Linked DNA regions of Mus musculus: regions 1 and 3 are each linked to region 2. Evidence: chromatin loops called from intact Hi-C (ENCODE). Cell type or tissue: gastrocnemius. All regions are shown on one strand. Links, peaks and the distances in the headings refer to the core of each region. The heading gives the core; the rest is flanking DNA.

Evidence for each region. A loop is a pair of places that touch in the nucleus more often than their neighbours do. Peaks named below come from ENCODE experiments on the same cell type or tissue, not always from the same donor. Only the 100,000 strongest peaks of a DNase experiment are listed, where the experiment ranks them.
Region 1: a loop joins it to region 2, with 13 times the contacts of the local background. A loop is called at or near these places in 9 of 42 quality-filtered maps.
Region 3: it touches region 2 in a loop (8-fold over the local background); 30 of 42 quality-filtered maps call a loop at or near these places.

The regions. Positions count from the first base shown.
Region 1 is chr15:8,062,565-8,069,697 of GRCm38, reverse strand. The region is part of intron 5 of Wdr70 (WD repeat domain 70); the gene reads left to right. Among named protein-coding and RNA genes, the nearest start is that of Wdr70, 33 kb to the left of the region's middle. In gastrocnemius, for the core only: a CTCF peak has its summit at 4,211; a DNase peak (open chromatin) is centred at 3,956; H3K4me3 peaks cover 857 bases; H3K27ac peaks cover 564 bases.
Region 2 is chr15:7,456,879-7,464,011 of GRCm38, reverse strand. The region is part of intron 2 of Gm41262 (a long non-coding RNA gene); the gene reads left to right. Among named protein-coding and RNA genes, the nearest start is that of Gm41262, 7.8 kb to the left of the region's middle. In gastrocnemius, for the core only: a CTCF peak has its summit at 3,723 (motif pointing left); a DNase peak (open chromatin) is centred at 3,724.
Region 3 is chr15:7,806,418-7,813,156 of GRCm38, reverse strand. It overlaps a transcript of Gdnf not described here. Among named protein-coding and RNA genes, the nearest start is that of Gdnf, 5.8 kb to the left of the region's middle. In gastrocnemius, for the core only: CTCF peaks have their summits at 207 (motif pointing right) and 2,975; DNase peaks (open chromatin) are centred at 176, 2,084, 2,487 and 2,805; H3K4me3 peaks cover 3,109 bases; H3K27ac peaks cover 1,107 bases.

The sequences.
Region 1 (7,133 bases), core at 1,206-6,205, 610 kb before region 2:
GGTTGTGAACCATCATGTGGTTGTGGGATTTGAACTCAGGACTTTTTGAAGAGCAGTCAGTGCTCTTAACTGCTGAGCCATCTCTCCAGCATGATTCTTTTGTTTTGTTGTGTTTGTTTTACAGGAGAATTTCAAGTAAGAGGTCTCAACAGAGAATGTGCATTTTAAATGCTTCCTTTAGGGACAGTGACACTTTAATGAAACAAGTTATAGCAGTAAATAACATAACTTTCCCTCAGTTGAATTCGATTAATTTTTTTTTAAAGGAGGTTTTATGGTAACCCCATTGTTTCTAAAACTAACATGCAGCTAAGTGCCCAATTCTCTTATGGACATGTCTGAATCTTCCATCAGAATAGGCTAAAACAGAAGCCCCGAATGACAGCCCAGTCAGACTTTACTTCCTTTCGCCTACTAGATGTCTCTGACAAAGGAGTTTGCTGGTTTCCAGTGGATCCCAGTCAAATCCTCAGTGCCCCTTTTCCGTCTTCCATGTTGATTAACATTTTGTCTCACATTTCCCTTCCTGTTGGTTAGTTTTCTGTCAACTTGACACAAACTAGAGTCATCAGAGAGGAGGGAGCTTCAGGTGAGATCTGGGTGTCAGGTATGGAGGTCATTTCTTTAATGTGGGAGGGACTAGCCCACTGTGTGTGAGGTCAAGTGGAATTGAATGTTTTTATATTAAAACTGTTACTTTTTTGGTATTCTGCCTTTTTTTAGTTTTGTAATCATACATCAGAATGGAAGTAGAGATTGAGTGCTTGATCGTGGCCAGCACGGCTCTGGCGGGGCTCGCCCTTCTTCCCCGTTCTCTCTCTTGCCTTTAGAGCACATTCCTTTTAAAAAAAATGATTTATTTATTTATGTATTTATTTTATGTATGTGAGTACACTATAGCTGTACAGATAGTTGTGAGCCTTCATGTGGTTGCTGGGAATTGAATTTTTTTTGGACATCTGTTCGCTCTGGTTGGCCCCGCTTGCTCAGGCCCAAAGATTTATTTATTATTATACATAAGTACACTGTAGCTGTCTTCAGACGCACCAGAAGAGGGCATCAGATCTCATTACGGGTGGTTGTGAGCCACCATGTGGTTGCTGGGAATTGAACTCAGGACCTTTGGAAGAACAGTCAGTGCTCTTACCCGCTGAGCCATCCTCCAGCCCTAGAGCACATTCCTAAAGCTAGCCATCAAGGTCCATTCCCTCATTTTGACCACTTCCTTCTCCTGAGGCTGACTTCTAAGGTCCAGCTATCAAAGTATTGAAGTCTAGCAATCAAAAGCCCCTTTTGGCTCACCTAATTAACAAGCCCAATTAAAATTAAACACCTCACCCTAACATGGGGTTTCCTCTTGTACCTTTATAAACTGCCATTTTCCTTTGGGTCACATCTGACTCCTGTATCCAGAGGCAGTCCTTTGTCCCCTACTCTTGGACCTCCCTTGTTCCCTTCCCCTTCTCTTTCTTTCTCTGTCTCATGGCCTTGTTTCTTATTCTCTGTTCTTTGTCTCCTTGGTATTGAGAAGTTGATCTTGGGGTGTCCTGAGTTGATTGGATCATTTCAGAGATAGAAAATGAAGAAATGTAGGTCAAAAGGTTTCTGTAAGAACCAGGATCCCAGCCTTCTTTATAAATGCAGTTAGTGATTGCTAGCGCTACCCTAAGGGAGAATGAGATGGAATCCTGTCCCTATGTCCTAACCACTTCCCTTTGTAAAGTGAGTTTTGATGGCTAGGGCTGGACAGGGAAGAGCTAGAACAGTGCTAGTTAGGACCATATAGACTGCACTGGGACACTATAGACTGTACCAGGACACTATAGACTGCACTAGGACACTGTAGACTGCACTAGGACACTGCAGACTGCACTAGGGCACTATAGACTGCACTAGGACACTACAGACTGCACTAGGACACTACAGACTGCACTAGGACACTGCAGACTGCACTAGGACACTGCAGACTGCACTAGGACACTACAGACTGCACTAGGACACTGCAGACTGCACTAGGACACTGCAGACTGCACTAGGACACTACAGACTGCACTAGGACACTGCAGACTGCACTAGGACACTGCAGACTGCACTAGGACACTACAGACTGCACTAGGACACTACAGACTGCACTAGGACACTACAGACTGCACTAGGACACTACAGACTGCACTAGGACACTACAGACTGCACTAGGACACTGCAGACTGCACTAGGACACTGCAGACTGCACTAGGACACTGCAGACTGCACTAGGACACTACAGACTGCACTAGGACACTACAGACTGCACTAGGACACTACAGACTGCACTAGGACACTGCAGACTGCACTAGGACACTGCAGACTGCACTAGGACACTGCAGACTGCACTAGGACACTGCAGACTGCACTAGTAAAGTGTCAGTGCATTGCCTTTTTTCCAGCCCACACTGCCCTGGGACATGGAAAAGCACCCCCCCCCACCCTTTAATTTGATGATCACAGCTTTGAACCCCTGTGGCTGGCTCTCTCTTACTTTTCTTTTTTTGTTTGTTTGTGTTTTGGTTTTTCGAGACAGGGTTTCTCTATATAGCTCTGGCTGTCCTGGAACTCACTCTGTAGACCAAGATGGCCTCGAACTCAGAAATCCGCCTGCTTCTGCCTCCCAAGTGCTGGGATTAAAGGCGTGCGCCACCATGCCCAGCTCTCTTACTTTTCAATGGGGAAATTTAACCTAGGGCCTCTGTGCAAACTGAAGACCTGACTGTTGTGTGGTATGTTTTCAGGGCAAGGGTTTATTGTAGATATGAGGGAGAGGACAGCTAGAGGCAGCTGGAGGCCAGCATGAGCTTTGCAGTGCTCATAGGCACCACAGGTAACCATATGTCCCTATAAGGGAAATGACTTCTTTGGTAGATGGGAGACAGTTTCACAAGTTCCTAAGGAATGCTGGCTTTTATCTGACTGCCAGAAATCCTCTTACAGTCCAGGTTGAGCCCATCGTGGATATTTGGATAGCCTTTTGGAGTTTCCTTTGGATTAGACATCCTCACTGCCCATGCTGGGCAAGCATTCTGGCAAGGGTCAGCATCTGCAACCCTCTTAAATATGTGCGTTTCCTTCAGTAGTTAGCTAGCATTGTGGTTGCCGTCACTGCTCAAGCTAATGCATTAGAAATGTTAATATATTATTTGCTTTTAATGTCAAACTTGCTTTTTACTCATTCTTTATTAGGCTTTGCTTATGTGGAGGTTAGTGGTAATTGTTCATTCAAATAGAACTTGAGGATTTATTTATATTTTTCTTCGAATTAAATAAACAACAACAGTTTAGATGGAAAATGTCAGAGAAAAGAATTGAAAAATCATATTTTAAAAATTTCCGTTTGTACATAATCTTATCTTTTATAAGGCAAAGGAGGTTACAACACGTAATGGAACGGACGGAGACTTTGGAATTATTGCGGGTTTCATTGTCCTCAGGTTTCCGTTGCTATCCTGTTTCACATTACTACAGAAAATGGCCAGTTTGAGTTTTATGACTGTAACTAAAGGCTAAATGTAACAGTGACTTTTGAGTGGTGAACACCTGTTATCCATGAACTTTGTCTGACTCCCTGGCTGGCACGTTCTTGGTAGATGACAGTCCAAGTTTGGGCCACCACTGTGTTTCTCTGTCTTCTGTCTGAAGCCTTTCATCCCCTTGGCCTTGCCCACTGCCAACCACCTGTATCCGTCAGTCTCCTCCTCATGGGTAGGGAAAGAAAGGGTGAGGATTGGAAGTTGCGGGGGTCTCGTCAAGTCTTTCTGAGGCGCCGTGACAGTGAAACAGTTCACAGGAGCAGAGTGAGGGTCGCCGCGTGTGACCGGACTGCCCTGAGTCACTGCCATCCTCTGCTGTTTTAGACTGTTAATTTACTTGTAAATATGGTGAGTGTGTGCATGTGTGCAAGCAGGAGCACGTGGAGTCAGAGGCCAGCTTTGAGGAGTCGGTTCTCCCTGCCACCACCGCAGTGGTCTTGAGCTTAGGTTCCGAGGCGTGGCGGTGAAGCCCGCTCCTCCTGACGGTCTGCCAGACCTGTTGGTTTCGTTATCGCTTTTGGTCAGTTTAACTCGAAGTTGACTTTGAAGAGTTGTTTTATTTTTAAAACACCGTGAGGAAGCTTACTGACTTTTAAGTTCAAAGGATAGTTACTATTTAAAACGTTACACCTGCGAAGTGCTGTCAGCAGAGGCTGCTAGAGGCTTTCTTCTAGAGAACTCTGTTTCCACTGGGCTTCACTGAGGGTGAAGACCTCATTCTCCGAAGTGGGCACTAGGGGGAAGGAGAGACATTTTTATTCCAATTGTCTCCTATTTAGAGAGGAAGAGAAAGTGTTTTTTTTTTTTTTTTTTTTTTTAGAGCCAGGTCTGGCTGGCCTTGAGTTTGTGAATCTCCCCTTTCCCTCCCATGTGCTAGGATTACTGGTTCACACCATCGTGCCTAGCCAGACCTTTGATAAATAATAACTTCTATAAACTGTCACAAGTGACTTGTAGACTGAGACAAAGGCTGGAATAATTGTCTCGTCTTAGAGCGTTTTAGCTAATAGATTCTTATTTAGGGTACACTTTATCGGCACATGGGCACTTTATATCATGATGTTATTTGTAAGGTCAGAGGATACTCATTTCTCTACTCACACTAAACAACGGAAGTCTAATCTTGTCATGTCCCTACTCTCAAGCCTCTAGTTCATGCCTATCATTTGTAAGCAGTCCAGGTCCCTTGCCTTGGCCTCTGAGGTCTAGCTTAACTTGATTCCTACAGAAATTTTAGACTTTATCCCCTTTATTTTCCTGACCTGTTCATGTCTCTCTAGCTATGTTGTCCTCTCTGCTTTCCTTTAAGCAGCAGAATGGTCCAGGTGGAGCCTCTGCTTTTTTCTGTCCTGTATCTGCATGGTGCCCAAAGCTCTTGGTGCCCCCTTGTCTCGCTTGGATCTTTGCTTCCGTTGTAGTTCAAGTCAGTGACCCCTTGGCCTACTGCTCTTGTCCGTGCTCGACAGTGCTTCAGTCTTCTGGAGGTCTTGACTCCTGGCCCGTTGTCTCTTTTCTACCCAGAGTAAGCATTCACATTGTCTTGGGACTACTCTATCTCCAGTGGCCATAAAGGTACCTGGCATCAAGGAGGCCCCTCAGAAATACTGTTGAATGACAGAATGGCCGTTCTTGCTACTGGTCACTTTTGTCTCTAGGTACTTCACTAAATCATGCCAAATCTGGTCTCTTCTCAGTTTTGCTTAGAGGCACTCAGGCAGGATGACTCTACCACAGTTATCTTGGCAATGCCATTTTAAGCCCTTATCCAGTCAAGTTCTTTCTGCCTCTGAGCAATCTGATTTTGTTCACCAATCATCTAGTAACCTTCTGTTGAGTGTACCACGATCGTCGGGACCCTTTCTCCTTTCTTTTCCCTTCCCCTCTTCTATTCGTTTTAAGTGTGCATGTCTGTGTAGTGTGTATGTATGTGTGTGGTGTCTGGTATATGCACCTGTATGTGTGCTCTGCTCTGTCATACTCCACCTTATTCCCTTGAGACACTCACACTCACTCACTCACTCACTCACTTGTTCTCTCTCTCTCTATCTCTGAATCTAGAGCGAGGCTTACAGGCAGCAGTCCTCAGGAGTCCTCTCATCTCTGTCTCACAGCGCTAGGTCACAGGGTTTATTTTTAATGTGGGCTTTAAGTCCAAGTCCTTATGCTTGCCTAGCCTAGCTCTCGCTCACTCAGCGACTTCACTAGCCCCTTTATTCTCAGTGATCAAGGTCTTCTGGGGAGGGTGCACTAGTGCATGTAGATAATACAAGGCATATTTCAAATACAATTTTTTTAACGTGTAAATATCCAAACCTACATTGTGGTAAACATCTGTCAAGATAATGTGTATGTGAATTGCAAATGTTGCTGATGTAAAGTTTCACTATGTATGTGGAAATGGTGTTTGAGATGTTCTCTGCTTCATCAAAACCATGTCAGAGGAGGACCTGATTGTGTTAGAGTGGCTAGTTGAAGAACAGCATGGTTGAGTGTGTTAGAATGTATGGGCTAAGAGGCTCAGAGGGAGCTGCGTGAGGGCTTTCATGACCTTCCGTTTTCTATTCTGGTGGTGCTTGCCTGGAATCTCAGGACTTGAGCCATGCTGCAGGAGGATTAAGAGTTCAAGGCCAGCTTTGGTAATAGTATGAGTACAGCCTTGGCTACAAAAGACCACCTCGCAGAAATACAAATAGAAAGACAGAAGAACAAAACCAAACAAGATATGAAAACTATAACTGATCAAACAAAAGGTAGCTTTTTAGATAATAATCCTGCCAAAGTAAATTATATAAAATTCAGTTCCCATGTCATAATAATGTTACTTTGCAATCCATAATTCATTGTGCACTCGGTTTGGAGGGTGGCTTTCAGGAGTTAGTTCTCCCTCCCATCCTGTGGAATCTTGGATCTACCCCAGTATACCTTTTCCCCCTGCAGGGCCTCTTCAGCTCCTAAATATGATTTAGTTAAAAAGTTCACTGTGTACTTTAAATGATAACTTAAAATTCTGTTTTTAGAGGAAATACACTTCTATCTAAAAGTTTAGGTTTCTTTTTAAGATTTTAATCAAACCTTGTGTTTTTCTGAGAAAAATGTGGTTTTCCATTTGACCACCTCTCATGGTCATGAAAGACTGCCTTGGGCATCTGGTTTGTATCGTCTCATTTCTCCCCACAGTGCGCCTTGTCCTCTGACTCAAGACCTTCTTGGCTTCTCTTCCTGTGGCATGCCCTGTCTGCTCTCACTGAACCTTCCCCATTGCACCTAAGGATAATTCCTACCACCACCATCTTTTACACTGTGTTAAATTCCTTTCTCTTCATCTTTTATTCTTGTTTTTGCCTCTTCCAGTTCTTGTTCTCTTCCTGTATATTCCTCATCTTTTGGCTACTTTACTTATGTTTCATTTTACCGTAAAAGGTTTCATTTGGGTGTGGGTAATCAGGGTCCCAGTATGTAGCTGAGGCTGGCATTGAGTTTGTGATCTTCCTGCCTCCGCCTCCTAAGCGTTGGTATTACAGGTTAATCCCCGACGTTCAGTGAAGATGGTGTCAGCAGTGGCAGCTGCTC
Region 2 (7,133 bases), core at 1,349-6,348:
CAGCTGGCCCTGAGTCCTGGTCTGAATGCTCGCTCCTCCTGCTCCCTGTGTGTGGGTGACATAGACTCCCCAGTCCCAGGCACTGAAAATCTGCTATGTGAATGTTGGCTCCGTGGGCCGACAGTGAGGGAAGCTGATGGCCAGGGACCGGTGTCTTGCATTCCCCTGGATGTGATGACTCCCCTCTGGCCTCTGGCCTGACCTCTAGGTCCTGGGTGCTGGCCCAGTTTTATGGCCCTGGGCTTCTTTTTATCTCTTCGGGAAGTCAACGTTTTGGTTGGGAAGTTTTTCAATTTCCTCCTGGCCTAGACTAAACTGCTCAGATTTCCAAGGACGCAAAAGTCCCTTCTCCTCCCATCTCCTCTGGGCACTGAAACCGCAGGAGGAGCCCCACTCAGCCTGCAGACTGCAGACAGGCCTCGGGACCTGCTCCACAAAATCAGCAGAAGAGGCAGGACCTCCAGATACAAGTGGGCTGCTCGTCCTGGGGTCATACCACTGATTCTTCATACGAAAGGGCCTCTCTGTAGTGTAGTGTGTGTGGGGACAGGTGCAGAGATTCTTGACCATGGATGGCCACTGACCGTCTCCCCTGGGTGGGCCCTACACAGCAATCAATAGTTGTCCTGGGCCCCAGCCTCTCAGGATAAGGCTCAGGAACTATTGCTTTCACCTTGTAGCCCAAGTAATTCTGTGTACCCTGGAGTTTCTTTCCACAGGCATAGGCGCTAAGCAATTGGCTGAGTAGGAGGAAGAGAATCTTTGTCCTCTGGTCTGCAAGTGCTGCTAGAACTCTACAGCCTCATCCTTAAGGAAAGAATCTCAACCTAGGCCACCAATGTCACACACACTGCAGGGCCCATACCACTAATATTGTCCCCTACTGCCCTGTTTCTTAACCAAGTTTCTTATCCAATGGCAAGTGCATCTTGACTTCTCTTCCTTCCTTCCTTCCTTCCTTCCTTCCTTCCTTCCTTCCTTCCTTCCTTCCTTCCTTCCTTTTCCTCCACATTCCCTCTCAACTCTCATACTCACCCTCCTAAGCCGTTTTCCCTCTTAGCCTGGTCCCGTCATGATGTCATTTGCAAGTCAGGAAGAGCAGTAAAGTCAAGCCATCTCTTTTATACCTTCCGTGTTGATGACCCCTTTATCCTGAAAGGCTTCGCCCACTTTCTATCCCAGCATAGCTTCACCCACCACTGAAGTACAGCCAGCGGCTCGGGAGGACGAGCGGCAGCTGTTGCTCTGTTTCGGGCAGGAAGTGAAGAAGAACCTGATATTCAATTAATACAGCAGGGGGAGTCCAAAGGGACAGCGGGGTCTAATGGAGGCCGACGGCTTGGGAGGGCAGCCGCCTCGGTTCCATTCCCGTCGCCGCCCCGACACCAGCCAGTGGGGGTGACCTTGGGTCTGTCACTAAAAGTGTCTGGGCCTTCGTTTCATCTGAAAAATGGCAGTGATGATACCTGTGTCCTCGCTGGAATAGTGACGAGGATTAGGGAGATTAGAAAAACACACGGGGCTCTTTGATCCCTTCAAAGTGGGCAGTGGAGGATGGGTAGAAGCAGAAAGCCATCCTTGGCTGGTGAAACTGGCTGCCAGTTGCAGGGTATGATGGGAAGTGTAACAAAGTTGTCAGCCCTGAGATTCCTATCCTGCAGCCTGTGAGTCTCTCTGAAGCCCCCCTGTCCCATACAGCCTGCGGAGAGCCAGGTCCAAGTACCAGGCATGACATACACAATCAGTAGCAGACTCCAGCCTTGCCACGGCCTATGCTGAACTCCTAAGCGGAGAACACATCGCCTAGTTACTGAGCCTTGAGGCCAGGAAAATTTGACAGGAAGGGAGTATAGGTGCAAAGATGGAGAGAACTCAAGGTCAAGATGATTATGGTTGGAGCAGGACAGATAGGGCATGACGGAGAAGCGAACTGGAGCAGCGAGGCCTCCATTACAGATCACGGGATGAAGCATGACATGTCGGTGCTTGTTTCTGAACTGGAGTGAGAGAGCCTCCCAGGCAATGGTGGGCCCTGAGACCCCCAAGAGCAGCATCCTTTCACTGACCTTGGTGTCTGTGAAAGCAGTCATCTTTACCCACACATCCATCATCTTGGGGACAAACGTGGTACTACTCATGGCCCACGGCTAGTCAAGTCGGGCTATCGTTTTTAGTGTTGGATTTCGTGCCAGGCTAGGGAGGGGAGGTGGAAAGAACAACACAGTCCTGGGGCTTGAGGTCGAGTCTCAGCCTCTTCACTTTGATTTGGGGACCTTGAACAGTTAAAGCTCTGGGAAGGCCTGTTTCACCATCTGGAACCTGAGATGGTGCGTCCCTGTCCTTGTACCTGCCAGAGTATCAAGTGAGGGGTTGAGAGAAGTGGCAAGGGGCACTGAGTGTGGGAAAGGGCCGCACAGGGGTGAGGCAGTACAGGCCGAGTTATGCTGCAGTAACAACACAGCCCTGATACTCACTCTTAATTCAGTGTTTCTTCCCTATTCTCCCTGTCTAGTACAGGCCAGACTGGGTGGGGAGGGTGGGCATCGCTGAGCTATTTGTAACCACAGAGGAGCACAGAAATGTGGGCAGCCATCAGCTAACGGGTCAGAGGAGGAAAAACAACGTGCAGTGTGCGTTCAGTTGTATCTCACCAGCCAGCCAGAGTTATTTGGAGGTCAGGTAGGCAAGGATGTGCCATGCTACAATGGAAGGTTAGATAAGATGTGGTTCCTGACCATACACAACTTACTGGCGCTTACTTCAGACTCCTAGCCAGGGGTCTCTGCAGCATCGCTCAAAGAAAGATTTCTCTCCTGCTGTGGACCCCACCCACTCCACCTGCTGGGTACCACTCTCTACTACTGCATTCTCGGTTTTGCTCAGAAGCCAGAACATTAACTGCTGCCTCAGCCACTGCCATGCTGGCTATGTGGTAACCAAGATTTCCTGTTCTTTCTCTGTCTTTCACCCAGAGGAGAGGCGCCCAGGATGCCCTCCCCAACTGCAGCTAATTGCATCCTGCTTGAACACAGTTAAGAAGACTAGCCTTCTGCTCACTTGGAGGTCTTCTTGTGCAAGACCCCTGCTGACCCCTCAGTGGTCCAAGCTCAGGTCTCTGACTACTTCAGGGAAGAAATGAACTAACTCAAGACAGCTTCTGCTTCTTCCTCCCTCCCTCCTCAGAGACACTTCCCTGTCCTCCTTCCTCCTGACCACAGCCACCCCCATCTAAGTAGTTTCTGGCCACCTGGCCTGAGACCCATCCAAGCCTTGACTTCTTCCTTCTTGAGTCATGACACTTCCTTCTTGGATACTTTATCTGGGACTCTGAAACATAAACAAAGACTGATGTAATACTGTAGCCACAAGAACACATACCATACATCACTGTATACTGGGCTCTGTTCTGGATGTACAATGAATACTAATTTGTTACACGTTCGCAGTAAGCCCACATATAAAGTGGATGTTATAACTGTCTCCATTTGAGGTTAACTATAAGTGCAGCCAGTCCACAGCTAGAACATAGAAGAATTGAGCTTCCATCTAAGTCACGTGACAGCAGAGCGCAACCTGAGTTATTCCCACTGTGTGGTGACTTATCCAATGTTTGGGAGAAACTGTTAGAGATGCAAGCAAGAGTTTGTTCTCTGAAGCTTATTTCATGGATGGCAGGAAGAGCCTTCCCAGTGTATTAGGAGGCCGTGGCTGCCCTCTGCTGGTTATTCATGAGCATTGCCACTCGGGCACATTGAGCTGAAAGACAATTCAGAGAAACTGACCAGATATCTTACATGCAATTGGCATATTAACTATTTCCTGCCCCACCCCCACCTCCACCCCCAGTTTGGTGCAGTTTACATTTGGTTGCTTCCACCTCACCGCCTGCGGGTGAGATGGGGGGAACAAAAAGCAGACAGCCAGCTCTTCACCTCCAAGAGCAAGCAAAAGCAAACCACAGTTATGCAACTATCAAATAGCAAGTCTATGTGTTTACTGTCACGGGAATTACTGCACAGTGCTCCATGCCCAAGAAATGTCATCCCAAACAGATGCAAAAGCACATTTTGGTCACTTATAGCTAAATTAGTCTAAAATGCTTTCTAAATTAATCTGGGTATGTTCTTCTCCTGATGGACATTGTGTGCAAGGGGGATACTTACAATTCAGCTGTTTTGAATTAGCTATAAATACTATGCCATTTTTCTTCTTTTTCTTTGATGTAGAAAGATGGAGGTAGCTGTCTCTGATTTTAGTTATCACAGAGCTTGTCCTAAGAAATGGGCCTGGAGGAGCCTGGAGTGCTTAGAGTCGTTAGCACTGGAGACAAGTTGGATATTGCTCAGTACCTCTTCCTGTGGAGAAGGACAGGAAGAAAAAAGGACCATACTCCAGATCAAACTCTAGAGGTTGTTCCCACGGGCTTCTCCGGCCAAAGCCTCGGGTGACCCGAGGAGATTTGGGTCCTTGAGTTTGGTGGGCTTTCAACTCCCTGGCAGAGCCACTTGTAGACCCTAGCTTGTCTAGAGCCCTCTTCTGAAGGAGAGGAAGTTGTGTGCCTACAGGACATAAATCACACTGCCGGCACATCATTTACTAACAGAGCATGTGTGTAATGTTTCACACCCTGCCAGCACGTTCTACTTATACAAATGTGGAAAGTATAAGAACTGTTGATGTGAGGACTTAGAAATGCAGACCCACTTCCAGGACTGCCTGACGATCTACCGCTGAGTGTCCAGCTGTCTGACACATCTACGTGTTTCTTGTCACGGAAATCGCTCTGTGACGCTAGAGACACAAGAAATATCATCTCAAACAGATGCAGAAGCACATTTGGGGTCATTTATAACTGAGGGTGAACTGCTTTCTCAATTAATCCAGGCATTCTCACATCCAGCACTAGAGTAACTTTCTCTTCCATGTTTCCTGGTTCTAATGTGTGACTGAAAGCTGTGGTCTTAGCCCCTGGTGAGGACCAAACCAGGAAACACAAGCAAAAGATAAAAGAGCAGAGAGTTCATTGCTTGCACAGGGAAGGCCCCAGGGCTGATTCACGAAGTTAGTGTCTCTGTAAAGGAAAGAGTTGTTTCTTTAAGTTGGTGGAATATGTATTAAATGATATTGACAGTCCACATTGTGTAGCTGTATAATTCATATAGAAAGACCCATCATCACATAGAGGCGGCACACTACTGAGCATGCTCAGTTCATGTTCCTGTAGCACGGGTTTAAAACTTGGCGAGAGAAACTCCTCTTGGCAGATGATTTAGTGTTCCCGTGAATGAAGAGTAGTCTGGGTCATCTAAAAGCTAACAGACAGACACTGAAAACATGTCTGGTTCCTTGTGAGTTTCTCTGGAAGGGCTTTATCTGAAATAAAAGTAACAAAAGAGGCAACACTGACAAAGTATCAACAGCTATTTAAAAGGGGGAGAAGCCCTAAAATCCGTGACAGACTCTAAACAAACTTGCCTATCTGCTACCCAATTTGATGCCTCAATATGGTGCTCTCCCTAATCCACCTCTGCCCTGCTCTGGGATTCAAATTGTATTCTGTATGACCCGATGTGGCTAATTCTAGCTGGTTATCTCTCAGTACCCCAGACAGCATGTGACCATTTGTGTATTTTCAGCTCAAAACCTCTGAGGTACCTCAGATCTAGTCAGTCACCAGCAGGTCTCGGTTCCATCCTCTTCCTTCCTCTACTGTCTTCACCCTGACATCACAGTGCCGTGGACCAGTACCAATGAGGCACAAGTTCAAATCCCAGTACCAGGGAGACACAAGTTCAAATCCCAGCTCCATTATGCATTACATGAGTGAATGTGGGTATTTTACTTATATCTTCAAATCTTATCTGTGTCGTGGAAACAATTAATATGTATTTCTTTTTTTTAATATTTTTATTACCTATTTTCCTCAATTACATTTCCAATGCTATCTCAAAAGTCCCCCATACCCTCCCCGCCACTTCCCTACCCACCCATTCTCATTTTTTTGGCCCTGGCGTTCCCCTGTACTGGGGCATATACAGTTTGCGTGTCCAATGGGCCTCTCTTTCCAGTGATGGCTGACCAGGCCATCTTTTGATACATATGCAGCTAGAGTCAAGAGCTCCGGGGTACTGGTTAGTTCATAATGTTGTTCCACCTATAGGGTTGCAGATCCCTTCAGCTCCTTGGCTACTTTCTCTAGCTCCTCCATTGGGGGCGCTGTGATCCATCCAATAGCTGACTGTGAGCATCCACTTCTGTGTTTGCTAGGCCCCGGCATAGTCTCACAAGAGACAGCTACATCTGGGTCCTTTCGATAAAATCTTGCTAGTGTATGCAATGGTGTCAGCGTTTGGATGCTGATTATGGGGTGGATCCCTGGATATGGCAGTCTCTAGATGGTCCATCTTTTCGTCTCAGCTCCAAACTTTGTCTCTGTAACTCCTTCCATGGGTGTTTTGTTCCCAATTCTAAGGAGGGGCATAGTGTCCACACTTCAGTCTTCATTCTTCTTGAGTTTCATGTGTTTAGCAAATTGTATCTTATATCTTGGGTATCCTAGGTTTTGGGCTAATATCCACTTATCAGTGAGTACATATTGTGTGAGTTCCTTTGTGATTGGGTTACCTCACTCAGGATGATGCCCTCCAGGTCCATCCATTTGCCTAGGAATTTCATAAATTCATTCTTTTTAATAGCTGAGTAGTACTCCATTGTGTAAATGTACCACATTTTCTGTATCCATTTCTCTGTTGAGGGGCATCTGGGTTCTTTCCAGCTTCTGGCTATTATAAACAAGGCTGCTATGAACATAGTGGAGCATGTGTTCTTCTTACCGGTTGGGACATCTTCTGGATATAGGCCCAGGAGAGATATTGCAGGATCCTCCTGTAGTATTATGTCCAATTTTCTGAGGAACCGCCAGACTGATTTCCAGAGTGGTTGTACAAGCCTGCAATCCCACCAACAATGGAGAAGTGTTCCTCTTTCTCCATATCCTCGCCAGCATCTGCTGTCACCTGAATTTTTGATCTTAGCCATTCTGACTGGTGTGAGGTGGAATCTCAGGGTTGTTTTGATTTGCATTTCCCTGATGATTAAGGATGTTGAACATTTTTTCAGGTGCTTCTCTGCCA
Region 3 (6,739 bases), core at 1-5,000, 350 kb before region 2:
TCTGCTAAGTGAACCCCATTCTCTCTCGGACTTGGAAAGCCGGTTCTACTCTGCATCTGGGATCAACTCATCCCAGCGGGGCAGAGGGATCGCTCTGTGCATTTGGGCACCAGGTGGGACCTAGGACGGGGGCTGAAGGATGCTCAGAAAAGCCGCGGTAGGGACTGCCAAATCGCCGCTCACCAATTCTGAGTTCCCGGCACCAGGGGGCACTAGAAACCGCTCGGGCCTTGTCTTCCCGCGGCGGGTAGGCTGGATTGTCATTTAAAAATATAAAACAGTAGAAGAACCAATGTTTCTACCACATATCCCCATACTAGTGCAGGGACCTATAGACGTCCTTATGTGAATCCTCACTTTTCGGGTTTCTATTCTTTGATTCTCTTTCCCCATATCCTGTCTCCTCATTTCACCTGAGGTGGTTGGCAACCTACTTTTAGACCCCCTAATCCTCTATCACCTAGAAAACTCTGCAGTGGGTGGCCGCTCCCTGCCACCAGTGCCCCCCCCCCCCCCGCACATTTTGGGGCTAGCAGGCTGGAAAGTTTGTCTGGGATTTGCTTTCAAGACCTGGTGGCCTGGGAGGAGAGTTTACTATAAATTCGGGTGTTTCCTGTAGGGTCTGGGCAGAAATTACTAAAAGATCTGTTGCTTGTATTCACTGTGCTCAGTGTCCTTGACTGAGGACGCATTCTCTTACCACTGCCCTATAAGTGGCCAGCCCAAGATGGAGAAAGGGAGAAAATATGGGATGCTTCCCGGGGAAAAAAGCCAGGGGTGGTTCTGTTTATTAGAGGAGCCAAGGTAGAGTTCTAGGCCCCAGAGCACAAGAATCTCGTGCAGATGCGGGCTAGAAACGCCGCGGGCTAACCGGACACTACACACTTGTCACTTGTTTAAAAGACACCTCCCCCACCAAAGCTCAGAGAGAGGGAGGGCATGGTCAGGGCAAGAAAGAAACTGCGAATCCGTCTTTGGAGGTTTGGAGAGAGGAGGAGCATAATTACTGGGCTAGTTGCATCTTAAACACGTATTCAAAACACCGAGGAAGCGTGAGTCGAGCGCTCTCTAACATATTCCCTAAAGGAACTGGCAGAGTTGCCTTTATCCCGGTCAAAGAGCACAAACTTGGCGAACTCAGGGCTAAGTTAGACAAGCTTCCCGTGGTGTACCCATCCGCCCTGCAGGCAGATTCTGCTACAGGCAAGATTGCAAGCAGGGAGGAACCTGTTAAAGTGCCTTCCTACTCCCGATTCATGGGTTCCTTTTCCCTGCGTGGGGCTGGAAACCATCCCCATTCAAAATCTGCCTTGAAGTGGTACAAAGTAGTGTGTGGGTGGGGGTGAGGGGGTGTTGGGGGAAGAGACACAGAGTGCCAAAGAGAAGAGGAAGAGGTAATTAAAACAATCACCCCAAGGCCTGGCGGGGACCTGGAGGGTTCCTAAGAGTCTTTCCAGACAGAATCCTAAGGCCGAGGCGCTCGCTGTAAGGAGCTACTTCCCTAATCTCGACCCCGCATAAGGGCATTTACAAAGTTGAAGCAAAAGGCCAGAGGAGGGGAGGAATTCCGCTTTGCAAAATCTCTCTAGAGGAGGCGAGCCCTCTATTTTTAGGTTCACAGCACCTTTGCAGCCCTCCTTCCCAGGGCTTAGCTTTCTCCCAGAACAGACCCAAACAAGCTCAACAGTAAGTAACATTCCGAGCTATGATAACGCTGCAGTTGCACTCTGGAAAAGACGCTGGCTGCGGTGGGTTAGTAGCTAGCCAAGTCTCGCACGCTGGGTTCCAGGACTGTACAGAGCGAGGTAGGGGAATTACCCTTCTCTGGCTTTTCAGGGTTCCAGGACACCAGGGTCTCTGTCTGTACTTTTTTTGTTCAAGCGGAAAAGACAACCTATCCTCCGCAAGTCTAGCCTCCCTCCGGTTCCTAGCCTTCCTACTTTACACTCGGTCGCCCGCTTGGGGTCCAGCCGCGCCCTTCTGCCTTCAGACGACGCAACCGCCGCCCGCCCTGTCCCCTCCAGCACGTTTCCCTCTCTTACCTCGGATCCGGTCTCCGTAGACCCCCAGTTGGACATTAACTCCAAGTGGCCCGAATCCCATCCAGGAGACCCATCCGGACCTCGGGCAGGAGCGCGGGGCCCCGCCCAGAAGGTCGGGAGCAAGAGCACGCAATCCAGGGGTCGCGCCGGGCAGCGAGGACACGCAGGAGGCGGCGGCCACCGTGCCAGCCGCCGCCGCCGCCGCCGCGAGGAGGGCGAAGGCTGCCGACACCTCGCACACCGGCCTCCTGGACCCCAAGAAGACTAAGTCTGAGCAGCCGCCCCTGCCTTGGCTGAGGAGTGGCACGGCTGCGCGCGCGGCGCTCGCTCTGGGCTGGAGCAGCACGGGGCCCCGGGCGCTGCGGGTGGCTCCGAGGCGGTCGCCTCACTCTGCACCTCCTCGGGGCGCGGTGGCTGCGAGTGCGAGGCGGGCCTGTCTGATGCTGCCGAGGTCTTGCCTGGAGATCCGAACGAGACACCACGTCAAACCGCGCTGGCAGTCCCTTGAAGACATGAGGGCGCCAGGAGCGCAGGCTGGCCGTGGAGAGCCCGGGCCAGAGGGCCGGGATTGGGGAGTAGGGGGGCGCCGAACCGGGAGGGGGGAGGGGAGGGGGTCCGGCGGCAACGGCGGCCTGAGTGTGGGGGAGGGACGGAGATCCGGGCAAAAGGCACCGGAGCTGCGGGAGCCCGGTGCGGGGTGCGAGTGGGTGACTCCGAGAGCCTCTTCACGGGGCTTGCAGGAACCGCGGCGGGGCTCGCGTTTTCTAGCAGGGTAGATCCACAGGAACGTGCGCTGAGCTCGGCTCACAGCAGCCCCAGGGGGCAATCGCAACTTGGTAAAAGCGTCTGGCGCTCCGAGGGAGGGCGCTCTGCCTGCTGGAGGCTACCTCGGCGCTTTCCTCGTCCCCTTCGAAGGCTGTCCTTCCTCCTCCGAGTGTCCTGCCCTCCCGGTTTTCTGCAGGACAGAAGGCAGGGGCGAGAAGACAAGCAGCCTGCACCGAGAAGTTTTCCCAGCACCGAGAAGAAGAAGCGCGGAACAGCCGAGAGAGGAGAACAGAGTGTTTGCCAGGGCACGCTGCAAGTGGGGATGCATTTATAGAGCTCTCACTGCGTGACGTGCCCTCCAGTGGCTTTTCTGATTCGCTTTCTGACCTAAACACACATTAGTTTAGTCCCCAGGCTAGGGCCAACACGGTCTCCAAATATCTGCTGGCTGAAGTCAGAGGCTTTGCATATCATGTATTACATGGCCGGCAATGAAGAAGGCTTCTGAGGTTGGCCGGCTTCTCAGACCTAGGCTTCATTTCCATGCTGTTGTAATACAATACCAGACGTGGGGTAGGCACATACATTCAAAATCACAATTCCAGAGGCGTAAGATCACTTGATCAGGGAGAGGTCAGGGAAGGTAGGGCATAAACCTGCCTTTGTTCAAGAGTTTTGAAAAAGTTATTTGGCGAACCTAAGCAAGGACTGGGTGCAGTTTCCAGCGAGAGGGACTCAGCCTTCCTTCTAGCGCTCTGAAAAAAGGGGGAGAGGACAGACCTTTTTCTGCATTTTCTCCTGTTGGTTAGCTGAACACCAGAAGCCAGGAGCCTTCTTTGTAGAGGACAAGAGGAGGACAGGCTCTTGCACCCTTTGCATATGGCTGAACTGTAAATACGTCCCATCCACATAGGTATGGAATCCGGTCTGTCTTTGATATGTGCTAAATAAGGTAGGTCTCTGCTAGGGAAACCTGTTTACCGGCAGCCACCGACCGGGCTTGAATGTAGTAGGACCTCCTTAATTTTATTAGTCGGAGAAGGTGAAAGCATAAACAGGCTCAATTGACATCTACACCCCTCTCCTCTTATGACTCATCCAGTTGTTGGGGAGTATGTGTTCTGGAAGAAGCTGAGACAATAGATAGGGGTAATGTGTGTGGCAATGTGGGGGGGAAGATGACATATTATTACAAGTACCCAGAGTCAAAGATCAGCCACTTTAGAGGCTTATCAGTGAAGTTATTGTGGGCAGGGAAATTGTTCTTTCTAACTTACTGTGATTGAGAGATTAAACCTAGTGCAAACCAGCTCTTTCAACAACACCTTGCAGGGAAGCAAGGATGCTCTCTGTTGTCTACAGAGTGTGATGGGTGCTTCCTTCTTTGATAGATGCATAGTAGCAGTGTACATGGGCTTAGAAATGGGCTGAGGGAAAATGTATCCATGTTCAGTCCAGCATTATTTTGGAATCCAAAGCTGACTTGAATCAGTGCTGGGTTTTTTTTTAAATCATATATGATTTTTAATTTTTTAATTTTTCATTTTAAAGCTTTTCACTAGGCAGGCCCGAAAACAAAACAAAACGAAACAACAGCAACAGTAACAACAAAACGCCTGGACTTATTTAGCTCTTGCTGTGTGCTAGGCCTTGAGTAGTGTGTTGATCAGGTGAGGGGCTCCAGGGGACAGTTGCCACTGAGTTAACTGTGGAAGGAAGGCTGACCGGAATCTCCTCCACTCAGCCACGTGTCACCCAAAAGCCTTCCGGAAAGGCCACTCAGCCAGGCCTCACGAAAACTGGATTGAAGTCCAGGAACTGGAAGGTCATTCAGGATGCAGCTCTGGGCTGGGGTTATCCGTCTGCCCCCTCAAAACCAGGCATCTGCCTGTCCCTACTAACGGGGCTTAGCTGCCTGGACTATTCAGCTCCTCGCTCACTCCCTGATTTCCTCCTGGTGTTCTTTGGCTTCTGCTCCTGCTACCAACTGCAGAGCTCTCTGTTGATCTCCCATTTAAACTTCTTTAGTGCAAGTATCTGCTGCTAGGCACTCACAAAACATTTGAGCTGGACTGAACTTCTTAATCAGGCCTCCTCGGAGATGCCAGGTCGCCCTGGAGATGCGCAGACCTCAGATCAGGTGCAATGCCTGGGCCAGCCATCTGAATCCAAATTGTTCATGTCTCAGAAACAACAGCTTCGGCCCTTTGCTGAGGGCCCTGTCTGGGGTCCCTTTCCACTTTCCTTGTACAGTGGTTGTTCACACAGAAAAAGCTGTGTCAGTGGCAGACACTTGGAGTCTTAGCTGTTCCTCTGTTCAACAACTTCCTTCCTTCATAAGCTTACCCGTTCATATTAGTTTCTTATCACTGAGACCAAATGCTTCACAAGAAGCAACTTAAGGGAGGAAGGATTTATTTTGGTTTTATGCGAGGTAGGCACCGTGGCTGGGGCTCTAGCTATGGTCGCAAGAGCTTGAGGCATAACATATCCGTGGATCAGGAAGCAGAGATAGCCCACAAGCTTCATTCTTATGACACTAGAGCAGTATTCCTGCCCTGCTTAACTGGGCATAAAGTCCAGTTGGTTCTACAAGCTCTCAAAATAGAACTTCCAGTGTTTAAACACAGGGGTTTTGGGGGGTGGGGGCTTTTACACTCATACCATAGCATCATCCACAGACATGTGCACTTGGTGTGGAAAATAAAGTGAGAACTGGTTTGATGGGCGTGTACATGATGGGCTCATGTGCTGGAGTTGTACTGTATGCTGCTGGCAGAAGCCCTGGAGAAAGCACAGCACATACTCAGATCGCCCTAGGCCCTGGAGTGGAGAATTCAACATCTCCCCTATGCCTGCTTAAAGATTGATTTGATTTTTGTTTGTGTGTATGGAGGTGCTATACACCAGGATAGAGTGTTGGGCTCGGGAAGAATATCCACTATTCTTAAAATTAAAGCTTGCTTGCTTGCTTGCTTGCTTGCTTGCTTGCTTGCTTCCTTCCTTCCTTCCTTCCTTCCTTCCTTCCTTCCTTCCTTTCTGTCTTCCTTCTTCCCTCCGTCTCTTCCTCCCTTCCTTCCTTTCTTTTTTCTTTTTATGAGACACTGTCTCTCTGCTGTCCAGGAACTTACTATGAGACCAGGCTGGCCTTGAACTCACAGAGTGTTGGAATTAAAAGCATGTGCCATTATGCCTGGCGAAACTGAAAGCATTTAGCTTTAGAGTTAAAATATTTTCAACACCAGTCATGTCCAGGGTTACTCCAGGTACACAGGAGCAGAGCACTTTCTTCTGAAATGAACACTTCAGACACAGGAAAGCTAGAAGTAGACGTTTGGTGTCTTGGGAATAAGTATATGGCTTGATGTTATAACTTCTGCACCCCAAGAAATTGAAAGGGAAAGACACACAGCTCTGAGGTTCCATCATCTTGAGGACACAGGGTATGCTGGATTTGAACCTGGCCCTCCTCACTGTCTGGAAGACACCAGTTTGCAGGACTGTTCTGGCTTCCTTAATGCCCTCTAACCGAACAGCAGTAACAGCAGCTGTGAATTCTTACTTTGTCCCCAAATCTCTGCTTTTCATCTAGAAAACCCTGCTTAAAGATCAGAAGGAATAAATGTTCACATTTATTCTGGCTAATATTTGAAGCCCTGGCTAACTTACTACGTCACTCTACCTTCCTGGGGATTTCTCTGGATCTCTAAGTGAACCATACCTAAACAAAGGTCTGTGTTCCAGGGTCTTAGGTCAGTGTAGCACGTGAGTATGGAAAGACCACAGCCAAGTAAGACTCTCTCAGAGGAAGGCAAGCAAGACTCACACACACTGTGCCTGCGTTCTTACTCAGAGCTGTAGAGCAGAGGGGTGGGCAAGCCTGTGGTCGCCACTCACAGACAGTCCCAGGAGAGTTCTCAATGGGATTTCTC